Regions from separate parts of the Homo sapiens genome. Here regions 1, 3, 4 and 5 are each linked to region 2. The links are chromatin loops, found by intact Hi-C in ENCODE. Cell type or tissue: psoas muscle. All regions are shown on one strand.

Evidence for each region. Peaks named below come from ENCODE experiments on the same cell type or tissue, not always from the same donor. Only the 100,000 strongest peaks of a DNase experiment are listed, where the experiment ranks them.
Region 1: it touches region 2 in a loop (4-fold over the local background); 36 of 110 quality-filtered maps call a loop at or near these places.
Region 3: a loop joins it to region 2, with 5 times the contacts of the local background. A loop is called at or near these places in 9 of 110 quality-filtered maps.
Region 4: it touches region 2 in a loop (2.6-fold over the local background); 9 of 110 quality-filtered maps call a loop at or near these places.
Region 5: a loop joins it to region 2, with 7 times the contacts of the local background. A loop is called at or near these places in 68 of 110 quality-filtered maps.

What each region holds. Positions count from the first base shown.
Region 1 is chr9:108,758,920-108,763,919 of GRCh38, forward strand. No RefSeq gene overlaps it. Among named protein-coding and RNA genes, the nearest start is that of ACTL7B, 95 kb to the right of the region's middle. In psoas muscle, a CTCF peak has its summit at 3,068; a DNase peak (open chromatin) is centred at 3,092.
Region 2 is chr9:107,481,512-107,486,511 of GRCh38, forward strand. It overlaps KLF4 (KLF transcription factor 4), which reads right to left. Exons shown (of 5, transcript NM_004235.6): 5 at 3,341-4,415. The coding sequence ends at 4,240. Among named protein-coding and RNA genes, the nearest start is that of KLF4, 5.8 kb to the right of the region's middle. In psoas muscle, a CTCF peak has its summit at 2,799; no DNase peak of the experiment used is centred here; H3K4me3 peaks cover 2,718 bases; H3K27ac peaks cover 1,875 bases.
Region 3 is chr9:108,459,942-108,464,941 of GRCh38, forward strand. No RefSeq gene overlaps it. Among named protein-coding and RNA genes, the nearest start is that of ACTL7B, 390 kb to the right of the region's middle. In psoas muscle, no CTCF peak of the experiment used is centred here; no DNase peak of the experiment used is centred here.
Region 4 is chr9:108,476,100-108,481,099 of GRCh38, forward strand. No RefSeq gene overlaps it. Among named protein-coding and RNA genes, the nearest start is that of ACTL7B, 380 kb to the right of the region's middle. In psoas muscle, CTCF peaks have their summits at 2,693 and 2,906; a DNase peak (open chromatin) is centred at 2,602; H3K4me3 peaks cover 390 bases; H3K27ac peaks cover 2,369 bases.
Region 5 is chr9:108,270,407-108,275,406 of GRCh38, forward strand. All of the region lies in intron 4 of LOC105376214 (a long non-coding RNA gene), which reads right to left. It overlaps LOC105376212 (a long non-coding RNA gene), which reads right to left. Exons shown (of 3, transcript XR_930235.3): 1 at 958-5,000. Among named protein-coding and RNA genes, the nearest start is that of ACTL7B, 580 kb to the right of the region's middle. In psoas muscle, a CTCF peak has its summit at 2,314 (motif pointing left); a DNase peak (open chromatin) is centred at 2,325; H3K4me3 peaks cover 514 bases; H3K27ac peaks cover 622 bases.

The DNA of each region.
Region 1 (5,000 bases), 1.3 Mb after region 2:
ACCTGTTACCTGGCCACCCTCACCCTTTCCTTCAAACCACCTTTGAAAAACCCCTAACCTATGCACGAGATGACTTGAGTACAAAACTCCGTCTCTCATGTGGCATGGCTAGTCTATGTCTCTTAAACTCTTTCTCCACTACAATGCCATGGTCTTTCTTTATCCAATGGGCAAGAGAACCCCTCAGGCAGTTACAAATGTCAGAGTTAAAACAGGACACTGATATAGCTGAATGGTCTTCCTAGAACGTAAGGCAGGAGAAGGGTCTCCCACTAGGGTTTAAGTTTTCTCTGTGGAATAATATGGATCCTCGTGTTGGACATGAAAAGGAAGGAGAAAGAGAGCAGCATCCTCCAAAAACTCTGACCATCCAGGCAGCACCTTGCTCCCCAGGAGGAGCTGGCTCTCTTCTTACCCATCATTGGCTCCCTATCCCCTCAGGAGCCCCCACTCCAAGCTAGACACATCCTCCTTGGGCAGGTCTTTCCTGACCTCCATCCAGAAGGCAGGGCTGGAGGCTCCCCCACCATCCCTCCTTGCTGGAGCAGACCTTGACTGAGGCCCTTTGCTGTAGGAATAGTGAACTTGCCTTTTCTCCTGGGTATTCCCTATCAGACCAAGAAGGCCAGGACCTGTGCTCAGCTGCCTCATGTCCCCAGCAGTGACACGTTCCTGGCTCAGCACAGGTGCTCAGCCAATGTTTGCATAACCCAATGCAGCAGAAGGCTCAGAAAGAGAATAGATACTCTGGGCAAATTGGTAATAGAAGGTAAGTCACCGTCACCAGCCTAATGTGATCCTTGCCAATCTAGTCCTTCAGGAATCCCCAGTGAACTCCAGATTCCTGGTGATACGGGAACTAGAAAGAAATTACTCAGGCAGATAGTGAGGGTAAAAGAGTCCTCGGCAGAATTTCCCTTTTAACAAAAAGCAGCCTCAAAATCCTTTCTTTTCTAACAAAGAGCAGCCTGAAAAATTGAGCTCCAGACATAGATAAGCAAGCTGGAAGCCTGCACAGGTGAATGCTGGCAGCTGTGTCAATAGAAAAGTGCTACCTGGGGGCCAGGCATGTTCAACATGGAGGCACCATCTTCTCTTTTGCCACCACGTGTACTGTAAAGAAACAACATGGCGCCAACCAGGCAGAGAACCATTTGCAAGACAAAAGATTAGGGTGAGGGCAGCCAGAAACTCACACCCTATGCAAATGAAACACCTGGTCCAACCAATCCTTTGCACCCTGTGTAAATCAGACACTGCCTCCTCAGGCTCATCTATAAAACCTCCTACATTTCACAGTGAAAGCAACAACCCACTTCTCCAGGACCCCTCTCTGCTGCAGAGAGCTCTTCTCTTTCGCCCATTAAACTTCCACTCTGAACCTCACTATGTGTCCACGTCCTAGTTTTCCGTGACTGTGACACAACGAATCTTGGGTATCATCTCCAAACAACAACACTGCTTCACTGGGCTCCCTTAACTTCAGGAGCTCAGCAACATCAGCAGGTCATTTAATCCCAACCACTCTCCTTTTATTTTCAGATGTCCTTAATTCAGACTCTGCTGCTATTCACTGAGGTTCTTCAAGTTCTCACATTATTGTGTTCCCTTTTCTAACCCTACCCTAATCCTACATTTCAGAATAGAAAAACGTATTTTACAATTCTTGGGCTTCAGAAGAAATAAAAACAGTCTCATATTTCATGAGCACTTTGCACAGTACTACCTTCGTCTCAATCCTCAAAAACAACCCTGAGCAGTGGGTTATTATTATCCCATTTTACAGGCAGGGGCTAGGTTACCTGCCTGCATTCACACAGCCAGTAATTGGCAGGTAGGATTTAAATCCTGGCAGGCCCTGCCCCAAGTCATGGGCTCTTTCCTCCATATTCTTGCTGCAATCAACATCAAATACCTGACAACTCTCCTTTAGCTTGGTCACTGGCTTCCATGAGAATACCAGTACCTTCTCATGGCATGTTGTCCTGCCCTTAGCAAATGGAAGTAAATGCTAATACTGTCTCAATGTCACAGGACTGTAAAAAAGGAGAATCACAGGCTCTAAAGCCAATTGAAAGTTGTGGAGCCTCTGATGTGTCCTTGTGTTGCTCATCAGAACAGCTTGTTCCAAGGCGTAATGTCTACTTTGAGAAAGCCCCAGCATGGCTCCTAGGGCTAGGCTGCCACAACACTCATAAATCGCAGTGACACTCATGTTTACAACATCTCTGTCTGCTCTTCATAAATGGAATTCACACAATTCAGGTGAGCTGGAGAATTAGGCTTATGAGCATGGCATCTGGATATGAAAGTGAAAAAATGTCCACGCTGGAAAGATATTGGAAATACCCAGCCCAGTACTCTTATTCTACCCATAAAGCAGCTGAAGTTCAAGATCCTAGCCTGACTCTGGCCCTCAGACTGCCCATCTGAGGGAAGGGTGAACTCACTCCTCCACTGAGGTTCATTCTAATCTAACTATCTGTGAGACTAGAGGCCCCACTGAGGCTCAAACCCAGCTCTCTGGCCTGGAAGTGCACTAATCTCTGGACTGGAAGGGAACATGGCAGAAACAATAAACAAAAATGGAGCCAAGCATGCTTCTTCTAAGACAGGAGAAAGAAGGATCCATGGCCCATTTGGGGGCTACAGATGGCTGTCTTTTGTTGCATAAAATAGAATCCATCACGATTGGTTTCACTTTCCTTCCCACAAATAATCCAAACCTTCGGATCAAGACCCAAGACACATGCTGTCAGCCAAGTGTGTTGAGCATACACAGAACAAAGTGAAGGCCAAGCTTTAGGTACTCAGCTCACAAGGAGCTGGTACCCCACGTGGAGAGCAGCAAGAAATAAACAAAAAGGTGCCAACTCTTCACTAGCCGGCTACACTGTCTTAATCTTAATGACAGTGATTTGAATGGAAAAGGAATGCAGGAGCAGGCCATTTATCACTCTTAAATAATAAGTTAAAGTTACAGAGATTGAATTGGGCCAAGACTGGCTTTTAATACCGAGAGGGGGGATAAATCAATTATGGAACTCGCACGCCTCCTAGTGGCATATCTGGATTACTGCTGGGGAGGCTTCCTCTCCCACTTGGAACCATCGGCCCTGCCCCAAGGTTCACCGGGACATGATCAGTCCATATCAACTGAGAGCTTCCTTTAGACCAGGCTCTGGGCTATGTGCCATTGCATAATTAGTATCATTAATGCTCACACTAGGTGACTCTCATTAGACCCATTTTATAGACAATGAAAGAAAAGCTCAAAAAGCTTCCATCACTTGCCCAGACTTACGGTGGAAAGGATTCCAACCAAGATTTGTGGAATTCCCTGTTCAGAGCTCCCTCCCCAACATCACACTGAGTACAGAGTGTTGAGGATACAGAGGTGAATAAGATCCAGAACTGTTGGGCCGTTTGATCTTACCGCGTTCACATATTTTAACTGGGCAGGAAGACTCATATTAAATAACCAGAACGCAAAGTCCTAAGTGCTGTTTGCAAAAGGAGTCCAGTTCATGTGCTCCGGGATCCCAGTCCTCCCGAACCCCGGAGCATCCCTGACTCAGCACCCAGGCCCGGGGAAGCAGGGGGCTGGTGCGTAGGCCACTACATTGTTAGTGAGGCCAACTTGAAGAACCGCCTGCTTCCAGCCTGACACTTATGTAAGAAATGAGGCCCTGGGTTGAATCGCTGTAAAAAAAAAAAAAAAAAACAGACATCATTAACCAGCCTAAACCTTCAAACGCTCCAAGTCAAGGCAGAGTCAAAAGAGAGTTAACAAGCCTTCCAATTTGTCTTTTACAGGGGTTGACTTGTCAGGTCAAGGAAGATACAGGATCCTATGGGAACTCTACACAGCGAAAGTCAGCCTGTTATTTTGGCTTGTTGATAGAACTGGCAGGTTAAGAAATGACTGTGGCCAAAGAAGATGCGGGCATCTATTTTTGCAAGGTACCAGGTTGCCATTTTCTGCTTGGCACTGGCAGCAAACTGTCCCACAAGAGAGAAAAACAGTCACAGATTTCTTCACATGCTGGCCTTTTACATACATAGAATTTATGTGGTAGGGATTTTTTTCTTTTATTGATGTATATAAATACATTTCTATAGAAATAATATCATACTTTACACACTATTTTGCAAACTGCCTTTTTCCACCTATACTGTGAATAGTTTCTCAATTACTTAAATATTCTTCATCTTTGATATCTGAAATTCTAATTTATAGATTTAGCTAATTTTGAAATGTATAACTATTTAAAAATAGAAAATGAAGCTTATATGGCTTCAAATTTTTAAAAATCCCTTTATTCCATTTCTTTCTTTTATTATTATTCTTGGGTTTTTTTCTTTACCTTTTAGCTTCTTCTAAGGAAAACAACACTAAAAAATCCTTAAAGCTAAGGTTTTGTTACATTTTCATCTTTCACATTTAACTCTATGTGTGACATATTTTTCCAAATATTTAACCAGTAGCTCCACATCTTTTATTCACATAATGTAGAGGTTAAGGGTGTGAACTTCGGTGTTAGATCTGGGTTCAAATTCTGATTCAAAATCATACTAACTGGGTGACTTTGGGCTGGGCAGTGACTGTGCCTAAGCTTCATTCCCTTGTCTGTAATAAATGAGTAATGATAGGCCAGGCACGGTGGCTCACGCCTGTAATCCCAGCACTTTGGGAGGCGGATGCGGGCGGAACGCGAGGTCAGAAGATCAAGACCATCCTGGCTAACATGGTGAAACCCCGTCTCTACTAAAAATACAAAAAATTAGCCGGGCGTGGTGGCAGGCGCCTGTAGTCCCAGCTACTCAGGAGTCTGAGGCAGGAGAATGGCGTGAACCCGGAAGGCGGAGTTTGCAGTGAGCTGAGATCGTGCCACTGCACTCCAGCCTGGGCAACAGAGCAAGACTCCACCTCATAAATAAATAAATAAATAAATGAGTAATGATAACTCATGCTTCCCTGGGCTACTACAAGAAGTAAA
Region 2 (5,000 bases):
TTCAGAAGCCAGAACATTTAATAGGACAGGTGGCTGATACAGGCTGCTAAATTTAGATACTCCCATTTGTTGAAGTACAACAGGTACCACCACTGCTTGTTTTAATATTTTCTCTGTGGACTTGCTTCTGTAGCATAAAGACTACCTCCCCTGGGCTTCCTTATATGGAAATAAATTATATGTAAAAATTATCAATCTCCAACTGTGAAGAGCATTTCATGTTTCTAAAAATTGTAACACTTTTTCATTGATTTTTTTTTTTTTGATAGAGATGAGGTCTTGCTATGTTTCCCAGGCTGCTCTCAAACTCTTGGCCTCAAGCAGTCCTCCCACCTCAACCTCACAAAGTGTTGGGATTACAGGTGTGAGCCACCACACCCGGCCTGGAACAATTTTTGGAAGAAAAAGAAATATTCCTCATGACCATCCTACTTGAGATAGTGAAAGCATCTGTTTTGTTTTACAAACTGAAACAGGATAGCAAGAGTCAAATACGTTTTCAGGCAGAAAGAATTTTATCAGAAGAGACATTTTGCTGGAAAATAGGTGGACTGAAAGTCTGTTGATGTGTGTAGGAAACATCATTGTTAATCCTTTGTGTGTGTAGGCACACAAGTTAAAATAAGAAACAGTAAAATTAAGTGTCATAAGGAAAATATAATAAGCAGGCATCACAATTATTAGGTACTCTTTATTGTATAGTGTATAAACGGCTCTGTAACACCATAATGACAGCACACCTAGGAGCCCACAGCTGATAGGTCCCAGAGTAAATAATTTAGCTATTGGCGTATGTCGAATAGTATTTTGTTTGGTCACAGTTTTGGGAAATCTTCCTCATTCATTTTAGATATTGAAGCTTTCTTTTTCAGGCTAGAAAAAGTTAATGTAGGCTGGGTGCTATGGCTCATGCCTGTAATCCCAGCACTTTGGGAGGCCGAGGCAGGAGGATTGCTTGAGCTCAGGAGTTCGAGACCAAACCTGGGCGACATAGTGAGACCCTGCCTCTATAAAATTTTTTAAAATTAAATTAAAAATTAAAAAAATAGGGGTTGGGGAGAGGGAGCATCAGTTAGAATAGCTAATGGATGCTGGGTTTAATATCTAGGTGCAACAAACCACCATGGCACATGTTTGCCTATGTAACAAACCTTCACATCCTGCACATGTACCCTGAACTTAAAAGCTGAAGAAAAAGAATTAAATAAAAATTAAGAATAAAGAAAAAGTTAACGTAGAGGAATGTTAATCTATGACATCAGAAAATTTTAAATAAATTTAAAATTCTTGATAGTTTATGCATGTTTCTTCTATTCGAGATAATATGCACTTAGCAAATATAAAGATGGCATTTTTCAGTCATTTTCATACACCGTGTGCCAAAAGATTCTGTATAACAGAGGTGGATTACAAAAGCAACCAACCACAATTTAACAGAAATTTAAGAAATTTAAACTTAAAGAAATCTAAACATAATTTACAGAATAATGTGTTCTAATGAGGGCTTTTTGTTTAAATAATTTTAATTGTTCTTTATATCTTCATTCTTATGAAAAAGTTTTTCAAACTTACTATAGCTGTTTTAGAATATTTGAAAACTTCAAAAAAGAAAATTTAGGCTGGGCACGGTGGCTTATGCCTGTAATCCCAGCACTTTGGGAGGCCTAGGTGGACGGATCACTTGAGGTCAGCAGTTCGAAACCAGCCTGGCCAACATGGTGAGACCCTGTCTCTACTGAATATACAAAAATTCGTCGGGTGTGGTGGTGGGCGCCTGTAATCCCAGCTACTCAGGAGGCTGAGGCAGGAGAATCGTTTGAACCTGTGAAGTGGAGATTGCAGTGAGCCGAGATCACACCACTGCACTCCAGCCTTGGTGACAAGCAAGAATCCATCTCAAAAAAAAAGAAAAGAAAATTAAAACTGAGAAAACCAGTATGAATATTTTGGCAGTTCCTTCTAGGGTTTTCTCTTAATTTCCTTTTGTTTCTCTCTCTCTCCTTCAAAGCACACATACACTTAAATGTACACAGTTGAATTGGTACTGTTGATAGTCTTATATCCTGCTTTTTCCACTTAACATTACTATGAGCATTTTTCCATGTCATTAAATATGCTTTGAATATGTTCTTGGCCACATAAAATTCCATCCTATTGATGCACCTGTTTTCTTTTAAGCAGAGACACATGCTATGCTTTCCAGTCATGGTGGACTCTCAAAAGCCAAAGAAAATACCTTGTGCTGATCTACCATAAGCCTCTTATAAACATCCATTTTTTATTTCATTTATTACATGTACCCATGGTACAAACGCACCTCTGGACACTAGATACAATCAATAGTTAATAAGCACTCTAAAAAAAATGCCAGTGAGCAGTGAGCTCTGTCCCCTTGATGATGTTTAGTCACCCACATCACTATTACAAGTATATAAGGTGTCAACAAGTGTCACAAATGCTTTTTCCATTTTGCGATAGCCCCAAATGAATTTCAATCTTTCAGGCACCCATCTCAAGAACTTCAGATTCTAACAGGGCAGTTTTGAGTTTTAATATTAAAACTTCTAATATAAACGCTACAAACTTACCATAACACCATCTTACTTTACACTTAGTTTTATGAATTTGAATAATTTTTAAATTATTTTATTTCAGTTTGTTTTCCCACCTTCAGTCAGGGGAACTGATTTAGCTTTAAAACAATCTGCCAGAAACTTTGGTTCTGACCTCTTTAAGGCTGTAACTAGTAGAAGTGATGTATCTTTAACACACACCAAGCATAAATGAACCCTTTAATCCTCAGGAGGGCACTGTGGAACTACGTTCTTAGGGTTGTCTGCTGTAGGAAGGTTCTTTTGTTACTCAGATGTGAGGGGTGCTGGGACAGGCCTCCACAGAAAACTTTTTTATTTTTATTTACTTTAAAAGACAAACCATAAAGATTTTTTTCAAATATGAAACTGAAATGTATATATTTCATAAATATTTTCATACTAAACTGAGCAAATTTAAGGATGATTAAGCTGTTTCTACTGGGAAAATCATAGGTAAGGAAACTGCTTTCACGTAGCTTTACGTACATTTGGAAAGAGCAAACCTGAACTGGGTTTTTAATCTTGTAATTTTTAAACGTACAATAATCAAGAGTTCTCAGCCCTATATTGATAGTATTTATGGTAAAACTAAATAGTTTTTTTTTAATAAAAAAAGGTATTTTAATTTGTTGACATAAAGTTGGCTTTTTTGTGCGTGCTTCTTACATGCCTTATTAACCCGGTGTGTTTAAACCAAACACTGTTCATATTTTTCCAGGAGGAAAACAAAACAATAAAAAACATTATTCAGATAAAATATTATAGGTTTATTTAAAACTTAATTCTCACCTTGAGTATGCAAAATACAAACTCCACAAAATGTTCATTTTACTTTGTAGTTTACAAATATACAAAATAGACGTTTGCTTAAATTTATATTACATATTTATTAAGGCAAGGAACTATATAGAAAAACACATTTGTTCTGCTTAAGGCATACTTGGGAATAAACCATTGTACAAATTATTGCACATCTGAAACCACAGTGCATAACAGACTGTCTGCATAAAAATGCTAAAGAAGTAAACCAGGTATATTACCTGACTTAGGTCATAAATGTTGATCGGAAGACAAATATAGATTTTCCTTGTCAAAGTATGCAGCAGTTTGAAAACTTTGGCTTCCTTGTTTGGTACCTTTAGAACCAAGACTCACCAAGCACCATCATTTAGGCTATTTAAACATGTTTTCTGTACCTGAATTTCTTCCTCTTCTTCTAACATCATAATAATGGCTTTTAGAAGGTAAAGAGAATACAAGGTGATCTTTTATGCTTATATTGCATCAATACACAATTCAAGGGAATTCTGGTCTTCCCTCCCCCAACTCACGGATATAATTTATACCCTGATATCCACAACTTCCAGTCACCCCCTTGGCATTTTGTAAGTCCAGGAATATTCAAGTCGGATTTAGAATTGGAATGATAGAAGATCCAGTCACAGACCCCATCTGTTCTTTGATTTTTGTCTTTTGGATTCCTCATTTTTCCTGATTATCCACTCACAAGATGACTCAGTTGGGAACTTGACCATGATTGTAGTGCTTTCTGGCTGGGCTCCTTCCCTCATCGGGAAGACAGTGTGAAAAGTAAAAAATACTGAATTCTCTTCTGGCAGTGTGGGTCATATCCACTGTCTGGGATTTAAAAATGCCTCTTCATGTGTAAGGCGAGGTGGTCCGACCTGGAAAATGCTCGGTCGCATTTTTGGCACTGGAACGGGCGGTGCCCCGTGTGTTTACGGTAGTGCCTGGTCAGTTCATCTGAGCGGGCGAATTTCCATCCACAGCCGTCCCAGTCACAGTGGTAAGGTTTCTCACCTGTAAAGGTAAAAGAAAAAAAAAATTGACGCTATTGCTATATCAAAGAATCGCCCCTTTTAAAAACTGAAGGCCAGATAGTAAACCAACTCTGACCCTATCCTAAAGAAATCCAGGAATGTCTTTATACCACTGAAGGGGTGTATTGAATTCCATATCATAAACAGAAATACATTCCGTGCTTAAGTATTTGGTCTTGTTTTTAGGGGGTCAGTTAAGCACACAACCACCACCTACACCTATACTAATGTTTCACCAAAAACACACAAACACCACCTAAACCTATACTAATGTTTCATTTGAGTCAAGGCATCTCAGTGGTGGAAATGAAATTTGGAAATTGTGATTGGTAGTGTGCCCAAACCATGCAATCTTATTCCTACTACGACTGGGGATAAAAAGCCACAGGTGGCTACTTTTTTTTTCTTTACCTTTACGTTACTGAATGCTGCACCTAAACGACTTTGGGTACCTACTTACATTGACATGGAAATGCTCTGCAGTGACAACCCTAAATCAGAATCTTCCCAGCAATTTTGACCATCATATTCTTGGAATTTAAAATAAAACCTTCTGCTTGTGGGG
Region 3 (5,000 bases), 980 kb after region 2:
AGGAAACACTGACAGATATAAAGTTGAAATAGACGGCAATGCAATAATTGTAGAAGACTTTGATACCCCCATTTCAGTAACAGATCATCCAGACAAAAAATCCATAAGGAAATAATAGGCTTGGACAACACTATAGACCAAATGGACCTAAGAAACACATGTGGAACATTTCCCCAGCAACAGCAGAATATAATTTCTTCTCAAGCATCCAGGGAACATTTTCCAGACAGATCACATACTAAGTCACAAAACAAGTCTCAATAAATTTTAAAGGATTAAAATCATCCCAAATATATTTTCAAACCAAAATAGAATGAAACTAGATATTAATAATGTAAGGAAAATGGGAAAATTCACCAATACCTGAAAATTAACACAGTTATGAACACCCATTGACTCAAAGAAGAAATAAAAAGAGAAATGAGAAAATATTTTGAGACAAATGACAACACAACATTGAAAAATGTATGGGATGCAGCAAATGCAGTACTAAGAGGGACATATACAGTGATAAACACCTGCTTTTTTTTTTTTTTAAAAAAAAAGGAAGATTTCAAGTAAGCTACCTAACTTTGTACCTGAAAGCACTAGTAAGAGAACAAACTAAAGTTAGCCAAAGGAAAGAAATGATCAAATTTAGAGCAGAAATAATGAGTAGAAAATGGAAAAACAGTAGAAAAAATCTACAAAACAGAGTAGTTTTCTTTAAAGATAAAACAATGACAACCTCTAGCTAGACTAATTTTTTTAAAAAAGAGAAGATTCAAATACAATTAGAAATATAAAAGAAGATATTACAATTGATTCCACAGAAATAAGGGATTATTACGAGCAATTATATGCCAATAAATTAGATGGCCTAAATGAAATGGATAAATTCATAGAAACATACAACCCATCAGGATTGAATCAAGAATTATTAATAGCTTCGACAGTCCAAAAATAATCAAGATAGAATCAGTAATTGAAAACCACCCAACAAAGTAAAGTCTAGAACCAAATGGCTTCACATTGAATTCTATCAAACATTTAAAGAAGAATTAATAGCAATCCTTTTACAACTCCTCTGAAAAACAGAAAAAGAGAGCACACTTCTGAACTTATGTTAAGAGGCCAGCATTACTCTGATATGAAAGCCAGACAAAGACACCACATGAAAAGAAAACTATAATCCAATATCTCTGATAATCATAGATGCAAAAGTCCTCAGGAAAATACTAGCAAATTGAATTTAATAGCACATTAAAAGGATAATACATCATAATCAATTAATGGGATGCAAGGACGGGTCAATATGCAAATCAATCAATTGCTACATCACATTATTGAAAATGAATAAAAGAATGAAGAATAAAAATCATGATCATCTCAATAAATGCAGAAAAAGCATTTGACAAAATTCAACATCTTTTCATGATAAAAACTCTTCACAAATTAGGTAAAGAAGGAATACACTTCAATACCATAAATATGACAAACACACAGCTAACATCATATCCAATGATGAAGAACTGAAAACTTTTCCTCTAAGATGAGAAACAAGGAAAGTATGCCTACTCTCACCACTTCTATTCAACATATGATTGGAAGCCCTAGCCAGAGCATTTTAGACAAGAAAAAGAAATAAAAGGCATCCAAATAAGAAAGGAAGTAGTAAAATTATCTCTGAAGATGGCACGATGACCCTAAAGTCTTCATTAAAGAAAGAGTTAGAACTAATAATTCAGTAAATTTGCAGGATACAAAATCAATATACAAAAATCAGTAGCATTTCTTTATGCTAATGAACTACCCAAAAAATTAAAACAAAAATCTCATTTATGATAGTATCAAAAAGAATAAATACTTAGGAATAAATTTAACCAAGGAGGTGAAATCTCTATACACTGAAAGCTATAAAATATTGATGAAAGAAATTAGAGAAGACAGAAAAAATGAATAGAAAGATGTCTCATGTTCATAGATTGGAATAATTAATATTGTCAAAATATCCATACTCCTCAAGGTGATCAACAGATGCAATCCCTGCAAAAATGCCAACAACATTTCTAAAAAAATGGAAATAAGAATCCTAACATTGATGTAGAACTACAAGCCTTTGAATAGCCAAAGCAATCTTGAGCAAGAATAATAAAGCAGCAGACTGCTGATTTCAAAATATGAAGCTACAGTAGTCAAAACAGTATGGTATTGGCATAAAAACAGAATAGAGAGCCCAGAAATAAACCCACACATTGACAGTAAACTGATCATGGTCAAGGGGGCAAGCATACACAATGGAAAAAGGATAGTCTCTTCAATAAATGGCTTTGGGAAAATAATATTTGTATGCTAAAGAATGTAATTGAACCCTTATCTTATACATATCCAAAAATTAACTCCAAATGGATTAAGGGCTTAAATGTAAGACCAAAACCTCTAAAATTCTTAGAAGAAAACAAAGGAAAACTTATTGACATTGGCATTGGCAATGATTACTTGGATATGACTAGTGACAAAAGCAAAAATACACAAATGTGATTATATCAAACTGTAAATCTTTTGCACAGCAAAGGAAACAATCAGCAAAGTGAAAAGGTAAACAACAGAAGAAGCATAAATATTGGCAAATTATATGTCTGCAAAATGCATAAGAACCCTTACCACTCAATAGCAAAGAAACAAGTGATCTGATTTAAAAATGAATAAAAGATCTGAATAGACATTTCTCCAAAGAAGACATACAAATGGTTAACAGGTACATGATAAGGTGCTCAACATCACTCATCATCAGAGAAATGCAAATCAAAACCAAAATGAGACATGACCTAACACTTGTTAGGATGGCTATGACCAAAAAGACAAAGTGAACAAGTGTTTGCCAGGATGTGGAGAGAAGGGGATTCTTGTACACTGTTAGTGGGAATATAAATTGGTATAGCCACTATGGATACAGTATGGATGTTCCTCAAATAATTAAAATTAGATCTACCATATGGTCCAACAATCTCCTTTCTTGGGTGTACACTCAAAAGAATTTGAAATCAGTACCTTGAAGAGCTGTCTGCACTCCCACTTTAATTGCAGCAGTAATACAATGACAAAGAAATGGAAACAACCTAAATGTCCACCAAGAGACGAATGGATAAAGAAAATGTCTATTTATATATATATATATATATATATATACATACATATATATATATACACATATATATATACATATATATATATACATATATATACATATATATATACACATATATATATATACACACATATATACATATACATACACACACACACAAGAATATTATTTAGCCTTGAAAATGAAGATCCTACCATTTACTGCAACATGGATGAATTTGGAAGACATTATGCTAGTTGAAGTAAGCTAGACACAGAAGAACAAATAGTACATGATCCCACTTATATCAAGAATATAAAATAGTCAAACTCAGAAGCAGAGAGTAGAATGGTGGTTTTCAGGGGCTGGAGGTAGGGGAAACTGGAGAGATGTTGCAAAGTATACATAGTTTCAGTTATGCAAGACAACTAAATCCTAGAGAACTACTATGCAGCGGAGTGCATCTAGTTAACAATATTGTATTATATGCTTAAAATTATGTTTTATGTTAAGTTCTTATCACACACACAAAAATAAAAAGAGGCCAGAGAGATAAAACTTTAGAGATGATGGTTATGTTAGTGTTTATGGTGATGATTTTGCAGGTGTATATGTACTTATCTTCAAACTCATCAAGGTGTATATATTAAATATGTACAGGTTTGCGTACATCAGTCATACCTCAATTAAGAGAAAAAGGTCTCAGCTGCACAGAAGTGAGTCTGATCAAGATTCTAACTCCCATCTTATCAGTTGTGGTCCCTCATACACCCATGGTGATGACCCCAGAATCCCATAGATAGATGGTGACCATTTTACAAGCACTCCACCAGGGTCAGAGGAGAACAAGAGGCTCAAGATGCTGTGAGCCTGAGGACTTAGTGGCTGTTCTTCAAATATCCTAGGGACACAGATAATTTAAGAGGGCTCCTTATTTAGGACTCTCAAAACCTCTTACCAAATGTGAGCCATGCTGGATGTTTGAGATGGAATAAAAGGAGTGGATGTGGGACTATGGGACACAGCCAAATTCCCAAGAAGAGAGCCAGAGTTGTGGCTGAGACCCAACCCTTGCCAGTGGAATTCAAAGGCCAGTGGTTGAGCAATGCTTTCTTGGCTTATTCAAAAAGGTGGTGAAAGCTTGGTGCCAAAGTACCACCGTCAGCACCAACATCTTTACTATGGTGCATTATTCACTTACTCCAGCTAGACCCTATTCAAAGCACACACTTTATACAAAGAAACCCATGAGGCGTGTATCATTTTCTCCATTTCACAGAGGAGGAGACTGAGCCCCTGAGAGTCTGGGTGAATTGCCTAACATCACACAGCTATTAAGGGCAGCCCAGTACTCTCTAAGGGATGAAAACTGTGAATTGATATACACACCCAGAGCCTCCACCAGCAGCCATAAAGTTTGCAGCCGAGACAAAGTAAGTTATTTAACTGATTTTATAGCAGTTCTGCCTTGCTTCTATTATACTAACAACTGGGCATTGTCCTCTTGGTGTAGCTGTAAGGGCTGTTATATGGTAAAGCAATTAATTATCTGCCTTTTGATATTTTCTCTTTGCTCTAGGAAGCCAAAATTGTTTTCTCTTTTTTTTTCAGTTCCACCTGTAAAGGAAATGTATGAAAAATTAGTTCTACTAGGAAATTCTATGATACCTAGACTGTAAAAAAAAATTTTATCTGGAATTTGCAAAATCTAGCATAATGTTTTACTATAGAACTAATGTGTCATCATTGGATCTAATCTGGCTGCCATTTATTTCTCTTCAGAGAAGCAGACTTGTTTCTTGTTCTCGATGAAATATGTCTTAAATTCTGAATGCACTGTGCTGTGTTGCATTCGTCATTACATAGCTACAGGGAATGAAAATGAAAACAACCA
Region 4 (5,000 bases), 990 kb after region 2:
AATAAGCAGACCAGATCTGAAACAAATTTGACCAGATCACCAGAACCAATTTTCTTTAAAATATCCCCATCCTCTGGAAAAATTGGCAAAATTAGAAAAGGATTTTCTCAGTAGAAAAAATGCTTTCAACAACCTTTGGAAAGATAAAATCATGGATAAATTACCATATATTTGTCACAGGAAGTAGACCAGGCATTTTAGCTTGGTGTAAATTTCTGAGCCATGAAATTATTGAATATTGCTATGAAAGTCTTTTAGAAACTACTTTATCAAACCCCTTCATATGGTATCTGGAAAAACCAGGATCCACAAGGAAGCCATTTGGGCTTGTGCAGTAGAGTAAAACTTAGTGTGTGTTAAATACAGGGTCTACTAATGAAAGACCAGTGTTTAGCATTCTTCTGTGCTCATCTGTCCAATGATAGGGACAAATACTCTTTTTCATACAGGGCCATATAGTACAGTGGAGGTCTGTGTTCAAATCCCAGATTCTCCACTTAATTCTTGGGTGAGCAAGTGACCAACTGTCTGTTTTTATTTCCTTTTCTCTAAAAAAACGTTGGCGGGGGAAAATGAGTACCTGTTTTATAGGGCTGTTGTGGGGATTAAGTGAACTAATTTATATAAAGTTCTTAGAACAATGACTAGCCCAGAGTAAGTGCTCCATCAGTGTTAGTCATTCTTATTTATAGAAAGAATATCAGAACCAGAGCTCTTCCAGAATAGAAGCAGTTGCTTCAACCAGCAGGAAATGTTCTGTTGATGGACAAGTCCAAGCCCCAAAGCCTCACCAGGATGGTGGCCTAGCATCACATGGTCTAGGTTAGGAGGTCTACCTGCCCTACACAATGTCTCGGTCTTTGAAATAAGAATAAAATGATGAGTGTTACAGTTTTATGGAACAAAGTAAGAATCCAATAACAATTCAGTGTTCCATTTAAACCATATCATGCAAAGTAAATCATTTATCTCATTTTATAGATAGGAATCTGAGATATGCACACATTGAGGGTCTTTTGACTACAACTCCAGGGTCTTTCTCCTGCTGAACCCTGTGTGGCCGTGGAACAATCATAAGTGAACATAATATACAAGATGTAGGACATGGGCCCGACAAGAGAATCAACACGTCTCTAAGTGCAGACAAAATCATAAGAATTACAGGGGCTCCTAGATTGGAGAGGCCTTAACCAGGGCTTTGGAATTATGGCAGCAAAAGAATCTCTTTGGTGAAACTGCATCTTAAAAACACTATGTAGAATCGAATCTGGATGCAATGCTAGCATTCAGAACAAAACCCAGTTATTGGATACTTAATATAAGTTAAATATTCAATTATGAAGTTTTATGCACACTAAGGAATTGCTTGCTATCTCTTTAGTAATTGATGTATTTCCATACCCGATCAGAAACTAAATCAGCTCTCCACTTTCCAGGACATAAAACTTTCCAATTTGTTTGCATTTCAAAAAATTGCTCACACACACACATTTGAATTATGACTCATGAAAAGAGAAATAACAATACAGTCAGTCACACGTTGCTTAACAGCAGGGATATGTTCTGAGAAATTGTCGTTAAGTGATTTCATGGTTGTGCAAACATCATAAAGTGCACTTAACACAAATCTAGATGGTATAAGCTACTACACACCTAGGCTATATGGCATAGCCTATTATTCCTGGGATACAAACCTGTACAGCACGTCGCTGCTTACCTCAGAAGCACCATAAACATGTGAGTAATTATGATGGCTATACTGTCACTCGATGACAGGAATTTTTCAGCTCCATCATAATCTTGTGAGACCACTGTCACATACGCAGTCTACAGTTGACCAAACATCATTATGTGGCACATGACTGTACTTTTTATTTGTACATTTCTTTCTAGTTTCTATTGTGCTGTACTATCCATCATAGCAACTGAACTTATAACAATGCTGTGTGGTAGGTATTGCTATCCTTGATTTTATGGTCAAGACGTCAAAACATTGACTGGTGCAGAGTCACCCAGATAATTAGGCCAAAGCCATAGAAACAAAATCTGATGACTCCATGTCTAATGCTTTTCGTGCCACGACAGAGCCATCATGAACAGTGAACATGAAGGATCTCCACCAAGCTTGATGTCTGGGAACTATTCAACCCTCGGTGGAAGTTTGTTGGGTTCCCATGTTTATCTGAGTTATTTTACCAGGTTCCTGTAGGACTCACTCATCTCACTGGACTCTGCTGCCCTAACCCAAGGGGACTAGGCAGGTTTTCCCAATGCCAGATGGTTGGGCTGGGAGAAGCATTATAAACGAAATGAGTGAGCCACTACATCCCAGGGGAAATGCCGCTTGGATCTTTGAGAAGAGGCCAAGGGGGTGCCTGACAAGACCCAAAGGGAACCGTTATTATGGGCAATTCACAGGGTCCATGTTCTGGCCCTTCCCCTCACAGGCTCATAAATTCCTCCTGTCAGAGCTACAGATTTGACTGGGCCCAGAGCACTGACTCACACTAGTAATGCGCACAGAGACATTCATCAAATTAGCTGCCAAATCTGCTCGTTCGCAATGAGGAAACTCATTGTCAAGGGGATGGGTGCTCGTGTCAGCCTGACCAGCTGTGGGCAGCCTACAGGGAGAGTCAAGTAACCAGAGGCTCTTTCGTGGGCCTCACCCTGATTAGTGGCAGAGAATTAACTGGATGATCAAAATGTTTAGTGGTCAGAGGCGGGATAACAGATGACACTTCTGTCTCATTGCAGGACAGACTTATCAGAGAGAGAGAGAAACTGAGGCCAGTCTGACCAGATGTGTCATCATAAGGCTGCTGAGATGACACTGGCACCCTCTGTGACCCTCCTTTAGCTGAGTTTGTTCCGTACCAACTCCGTTCTGACAGACACATTCTGAACTACATTTCTGAATGTCAAGTTTGGCTGTAGCCAGGACTAATTCTGGCCCGTGAGTCATTCTGATTCTTTAAAGAGATTTTGCCCCACTCAAAACTAATACTTTCTATGTTGATTTCTGAGCCTAATTCCCAGAGTGCAATCTGATGTCCCTTATTTTCAAGTTTGTGGTGAGACTACACTCATCACTGTCAGCCCTGTGTCAGAACAGTCTGACTCACCCATTTCACTTTTGCAAAGTAAAAAAAAACAAACTTTAAAAATTCTTATTACAAAACCAACATAAGCCCTGTATTTAAAAACTAGTAAACATATGTACACACATCCACACACAGATTTAATCTCCTTTAATCCCAATGACTCAGTACATTCTGTCAATTCTCTTTATGTACACATTTTAATAAAATAATAATATTTTGAAAATTGCTTTTTCACTTTACATATTATGAACATCTTTGTTAACAAATAGAATTCTAAAACATCATTTGGATGACTATCTGCTATTCCATTCTATGAATAAAATTAAAATTATTTAAGCAAGCGTCAGTGGTTGGATATTTAGGTTGTTTCCAACTTTTTGCTCTTACGGCACACTGCACTGCAGATCCTTATGGATGAATATTTTTAATAAACATTTTATTTTAGAAGTATTTTAGGTTTGCAGAAAAGTTGCAGCCAGTATAGAGTTCCCATAATATAGAGTTCCCCTAATGTTAACATCTTATATTACCATGGTACATTTGTCATAACTGAAAAACCAACATTGGTATGTTAACATTAACTATACTCCAGACTTTATTCAGATTTCATTAGCTTTTCTACCAATGTCCCTGTTCCGTTCCAGGATCCAAATAAACATATCACATTGCATTTAGTGTAGCTGAATTTTTACGCACACATATACAAGAATTCCGTGACTTAGGCAATGGGGTTATGTCCTCATAAACCCATCATAAGTTGAAAATATCCTAAGTTGATAATGCATTTAATCCAACTAACCTACTGAACATCATAACTTAGCCTGGCCTATTTTAAACATGCTCAGAACACTTACATTAGCCTACAGCTGGGCAAAATTATCTAACACAAAACTTATTTTATTAGAAAGTGTCGAATAGCTTATGTAACTTCTTGAATACTATACTGAAAGTGAAAAACAGAATGATGGTGTAGGTACTGAAAGTATGGTTACTACTATACCATGCATATTGCTTCTGCACCATAGTCAAGTCCAAGGCTCTTAAGCAGAACCATCATTAAGTTGGGGACCATCTGTATTACTTCCATTTATTCCTGGACATGAAAGAATAAACTCCTGGAAGTGCTGGACCAAAAGACACAGAAGTTTTGAAATTTTTTGATACACGTAACTGAATTGCCCACCAGAAGTGTTATACCAACGCACATTCCTCCCATTAATGCATTAGAATGTCCATATACATGCTGACAATGCTGTTTCTTGTAACCACTTTGAACCCTATTATGATGGTGTCACAGCAAAGTCAAATTATAGAAAGAATAAGCTGATTAATGTTGAGGGCCCTATCTCTGTTTATCTGGCTGGGTGCAGGGAGGTTTTAGCATATGTGCAGATTGGTGAGCTATATGTCCTTCAAGCAATCCTCTAATGTCTTATGTGATGACTAGCTAAGCCTTGAATAGATATCAAGAAGTAGTGAGCCTAACGGTCAATGCATGGCCAGAGAAGTGTACCTGGGAGCTCTTTCATGTTGCCAAGATTACAGTCGTCTTCAGTACAGCTCCATAGACACGTGTGCTGGAAGGAATCAATGTGCTGTACTACATCAGCTTTCAAGTTTTTTTTTTTTTCTACCATGACTCCCTGCTCAAAAGCACATTTTAAGTCCCTAGAAAAAATTATTTACTATGAGCAATGCTGTCTGAAATTTTCCATTCTATTCGATTTCAATGCGTAATCTTACAAGCACTGAACTTGTGCTGTCTGCTATAGACCCGCAGCCACATGGCTAGCGAACACTGAAATGTGGCTAGTCTGAATTGAGGTTTGCCAAAAGTGGAAAATACACACCAGATTTCTCGAATTTAATTCAACAAAGTGAATGTGCAACATCTCA
Region 5 (5,000 bases), 790 kb after region 2:
AGCTTCTCCCCTACCATCTGCCATGGCCTACCATCTCCTCCATTCTGGGTACCCAGAGAGTTGTGTCACATCCATTATCTCATTTAGTCTTCACAGTGATTCATTAACTTTCAGGGGGCACTTTTAAAGGTGTAGGCTTTTTGCAACCACCTGTCCAAAGGAAGTCACAAAGTCCTAGAGACGGCAGCCAATTGCAGTATTTTATTTTTCAGAGACAGACGCTAATTACTCTGTGAAATGACTGAATCAGCAAAGTACTATGATGTTGCATGACAACTGTGAAAGAAGCATATGATGTTGTGTAAATATTTCTTTCCTTCATCTAGGTCATTAGTTTTTAGTACCTCATCATTTTGCTGCCTTGCTTTCCACATTGATCCTGCCACTTCTGTGTCATGGGATTTAGAGGTTTCAAACCAAAATCACCCGAGCTGGCTCCAACACTCACCAGTTGGGTAATCTTGGACCCTGGCCTTCAAAATAGGAAAATTACCCACCAAGATGATTGTGAAAAACTAGGACAGTGAATGGCCCACTCAAAGAGATCAATAAATGTGGTGCTTTTCTCTTCTTCAAGGTTGTTGCCCAGATTACCTAAGATCATATACGTGAAAGGGACTTTGTGTCTTGTGAATGGCTTACACTGGTGTTGATTGTTATTATTCTTTTACTTTCCTTTCCTTCTAATTTTTACCTCCAAGCCTTTTTTTAAACCATAGTTTTGGTTTTTATAGGAATTATGCTTTAAAAAGACACCTACCAAGTATCACACACCCAGTGAGGTGTGCCCCATCCATTATCTCATTTAGTCTTCACAGTGATTCATTAATTCTCCCGTTTTTTACAGCGAAGCAAGTGCAACTCTTAAGAGTTGCCTGTGATTTGAAGACTTTGCTGTTAACTAGTGTCAGGACAAACTTTTGAGCCCAGCTTAGTCTGACACTCCACTTTGCCTACCTGGGAGAAGCCTCAGAGATCCCTGTAGCCCGCATATCCTGTCGTATCCACAAGGGACTTGTCCCAGGTCACAGAGAAAATCACAGGCAGCACTGGGGCTAGAACTCACATCTCCTGAAGCTCAAACCAGCACTTCAAGTTCTCTGCTGTTATGTGTTTCAGTCACTTTCCCGACCCAGGAGAGGCACGATCTAAATCATCCTTTCCCAAACCATCACCCAGAAATCTCTATTTGACAAACTTCCGAGACTGCTTTCTTTGTGATGCTTCTAATCCTCATGCGTGGTGAGGAAGATGGCAGGTAGGGGAAAAGCTTAGGAGCTTAGTTCCTGTTTATCCATGTGTCATTCTTTTAGTCCCTGAGGCTACAATATCCATTTAGAAAGATTAAATAAAATGGAGTTGGGGACAGAGAAAGGGGAGCTCAGGGGGAGGCCGAGCGAAAGAAGAAAGTGGAATTCTCTAAGCATTAGACTAAAGAGCCTAAGACATTACTCATTCTCAAATGGGTCTCACTTCTTAAAGACAAACTGGCTTCCTGGGAAATCGCAGGCAGGTGAAAGCAGCTTGGGTGATTCTTTTTTTGTCCGTGAACTTGGCTTTTCTTTTCAGCATTCTCAGGTGCACTCAGGGCCCTGGGAAGAGATTGGGCTTTTTCAAAAGACATTTCCACCTCCTAATCTCTGTGCCTACAAACCAAATATTGATCTATTTAGTAAACCAGCCCATGGGAGGAGAGATTATAAAGCCCTGTTTACTCAGCAGTTGGGCCCCCCTGACAGCTGTTCAATGAGGGATTATGATGTCACAGTGGTAATTACACTATAAACAGGGGATAGGAGGAGAATAAAGCATGAAAGGGAACGCTGGGCTTGTTACCAGGCAACACAAAATATGCAACCTGAAACCAGGCAAGCATGTAAATTTCCTTACAAGCCTCCCAGATGTCCTCACTTTATGGCCAATGCTCAGTTTCAGTTTCAATTTGTTTATTTGCCCTTCTTCAATCACAAATGTGGAGCTGAGAATGTTGGAAGAGAGAAGAGAAAGCAAGGAAAAATAAGACAAGGAGGGCCCCTGCTCTCTCCCCCGGGGGTGTAAGTGGGTCCTGAGAAAGAGAAGGGGCTGAGTCCGCTCTGTGCAGGAAGCTCTAGAGGTCAATGTCCCAGAAGGAAGATCAACCCAGTAAAGAGGCTAAAGGCAGCTAAGAAAAAGAGCCCAGGAAAGAGGAGAAAGAGAAAAGGGGAGTGGAAAGTGAGAAGATAAAACTGGCTACCTAGGAAAAGGAAGAAGAGTCCATTGCAGGATCAGACCCCAGGAACTAGAAGGGGCCCCTGGAGTCCCCACGGTCACAGCCCCACCTAGTGGGTGCCCTATGTTCTTTATGCTATTCTTTTAGTGATGGCATTCCTCATGGTGCCAGGCAGCTCTGCCTTTCTCTGGGTGGCTTTATCGGAAAAGTCCTAGGTTGAGCTGAAATCAGCATCCCGGTTCTAGACGCCTCCCCAACCCATTTGTTCAGATTCCACGCCTCAGGAAAAGTACCTTACAGCCCCACAGAGATTTGGAAACAATGGCCAGGATACCCTGTGTTTTTCTTCCCCTGGATTCTCATTCCAGCAATAGGTCTCCCGGTGGGCTTTTCAGACGAAATTGCTTCTTGCCCAAATCAAACAATTTTCAGTGTGCCTATGTTCCTCTTACAATGTAGGCTTTGAAACCAGACACACCCTCCCAGGTGTGGTTTGACCTCACAGAATTAAACAGAGCCAGCTACATCTCCCCTCTCTAGTCTCATCCATGAGGCCCTGCTGTTTAGAGAGCTACAGAGGTGGGCTGGAAATGGCTGCAGCAGGCGCATGAGAGTGGATTGTTAAATTTTCAGGAATTCTGTGAGCCGGTTGTGAATCCTTGGTAGCTTGAAAGCCACCATGGGGAAAGTATTTGCACCACAGATATCGGGCAAATGCAGGAAACCAAGGCTTTCCTTTACCATCCCCCAGAGAGCGGGTCTACCAGCACACCACTGTCCCCGACCAACCACTTTCCACTTCTTTTGGGATTCAGTGCCTCGCAGAAGATAGGCAGAAGCCTGAAGCCAGAGAGCCTCACAAATGACAGGCCTTCCTACAAAAAGCTTTGAAAGAGGGAACCAGTGCCTCTGTTAGATCTAAAGATCATGGGACAGGAGTTTAATTCCTTTTGACTCTTCCAACTAGCGTGACCACCTTTGCTGACTAAGAACCTTTCTCTTGGGAGTGGCTCACATTATGGCCACACAGTTTTCCACAGGGCCCTCCAAGAGGCAGATGTTGAATGGCCAGGTTGCCTAAATAAATAAATAAATAAAGTCACTAAACTGAATTGTAGAGGTGGCTGCAGTTGCTTGCATGGACACAAACACAGCAGCTCAATCAGTGGCTTTTCTGCAAACCTGGGAATTCTGTGAAATTTCTTCTTTTTTTTAACTCTAGGAATAACTGTCTAGAATGATGGTTTGGCCAGAGCTAAGTTTCCATCCTGGTTCAGCCCCTCCCTTGGTGTTTGATGGGATGTTCATTAGTTTCCCTTGCTGGGCCTCAGTTTCCATATCAGTCAGTGGTATGGGTTGAGTCTTAGGATGTCTAACTGCAGATGAGTTTTGCAACTGACTCCAACATGGGCTGTGGCATTCATATTCTGATGAGTGCAGTGAGCAGAGCTGAGTTGGTTGAGCAGTGTTTTTGTACAAGCTAATCTTACTGTGCAGACTTGCTCTCTGCCTTCACTCCTGTTGTCCTGGGTGATGGTTTGTTTGCTGTGACCAGCCTCTCCTCAGATGCACTGTCAATGCTGATGAAATTGTCCTCAGTATTGCAGCTCTGGGCCAGATTATCTCCCAGAGAGTCTCCTCCAATCCCAAGCTGATTTGAAGTCACTTCCCTAAAAGAGGCATCCTCAGGTGACCCACCCTGAAGCTTCAGATGAAGTAGAGGTCTGGGGGCCTTGGCGAAGCCTCCACCCCTTTGCGAAGATTCTTTCTTTGGATCTTACTGGAACCTTTCTCAAGAGCAAAAGCTCACAGTCTTTTTCGTTTGCCAACCTTATGACAACTTAGAATGCACCCCAGTGCTCATACTGCATCTTCATCCCATGTTCCTTTCAAGAGCCCAGGTTCTGAAGTCAGAGAATCCTACATCATTTGCCAACCCAGTCTTTATCTCATCTCCTCTCTGCCACCCCCAACTGCAGCCATCCTGGCTTCTTGCTCAGCATCTACACTGCGTGTCCCTACTTCCCAAATTGCTCCTTCCACACATGTCCATATGAACTGATTTCCTTGAGTGTTCACAGAACACTCCACTAATCCCTCCCTACTCCACTCCCAGTGTGATCTGTCTCCATAGATTATCACCATCTTGACCATGATGTACTTTACTACCTGCATTTACCCTTTCCCCAGAATGTTAGGTCCAGGAGCACAGAGGCTTTGTTTTGTTCACTGCTGAATCCCCAGTGACTAGAACAGTGTCCGGCACATAGTAGGCACACAATTAATATTTGCCCAATGATTGAATATACAGTCGGTTCTCATTATTCTTGGATTCTGCGTCTGTGAATTTGTTTACTTGCTAAATTTATTTGTAACCCTAAAATCAATATGGCAATTTCAAAGTTATTCATAAACATGTGCAGAGCAGTGAAAAATTTGAGTTGCCCAAAACACCTGTTCTCAGCTGAGGTTGAATAAGACACTGTCTTCTGGTTTCAGCTTTCATGATGTAAACATGTGTCCTCTTCACAGTCTGTTTGGTGCCATGCTTTTCCCATTTTTTGTTGGTGATGTCACTGTTTAAAATGACCGCCAAGCATAGTACTGAAGTGCTATCTAGCGTTCCTAAGTGCAAGAAGGTTGTGATGTGCCTTACGGAGAAAATACTTGTGTTAGATAAATTTCATTCAGGCTTGAGCTTATAGTGCTATTGGCCATGAGTTCAACGTTAATGAATCGACAATATACACTAAAACACGGTGTCCTTAAACAGAAGCACACAGAAAACAAG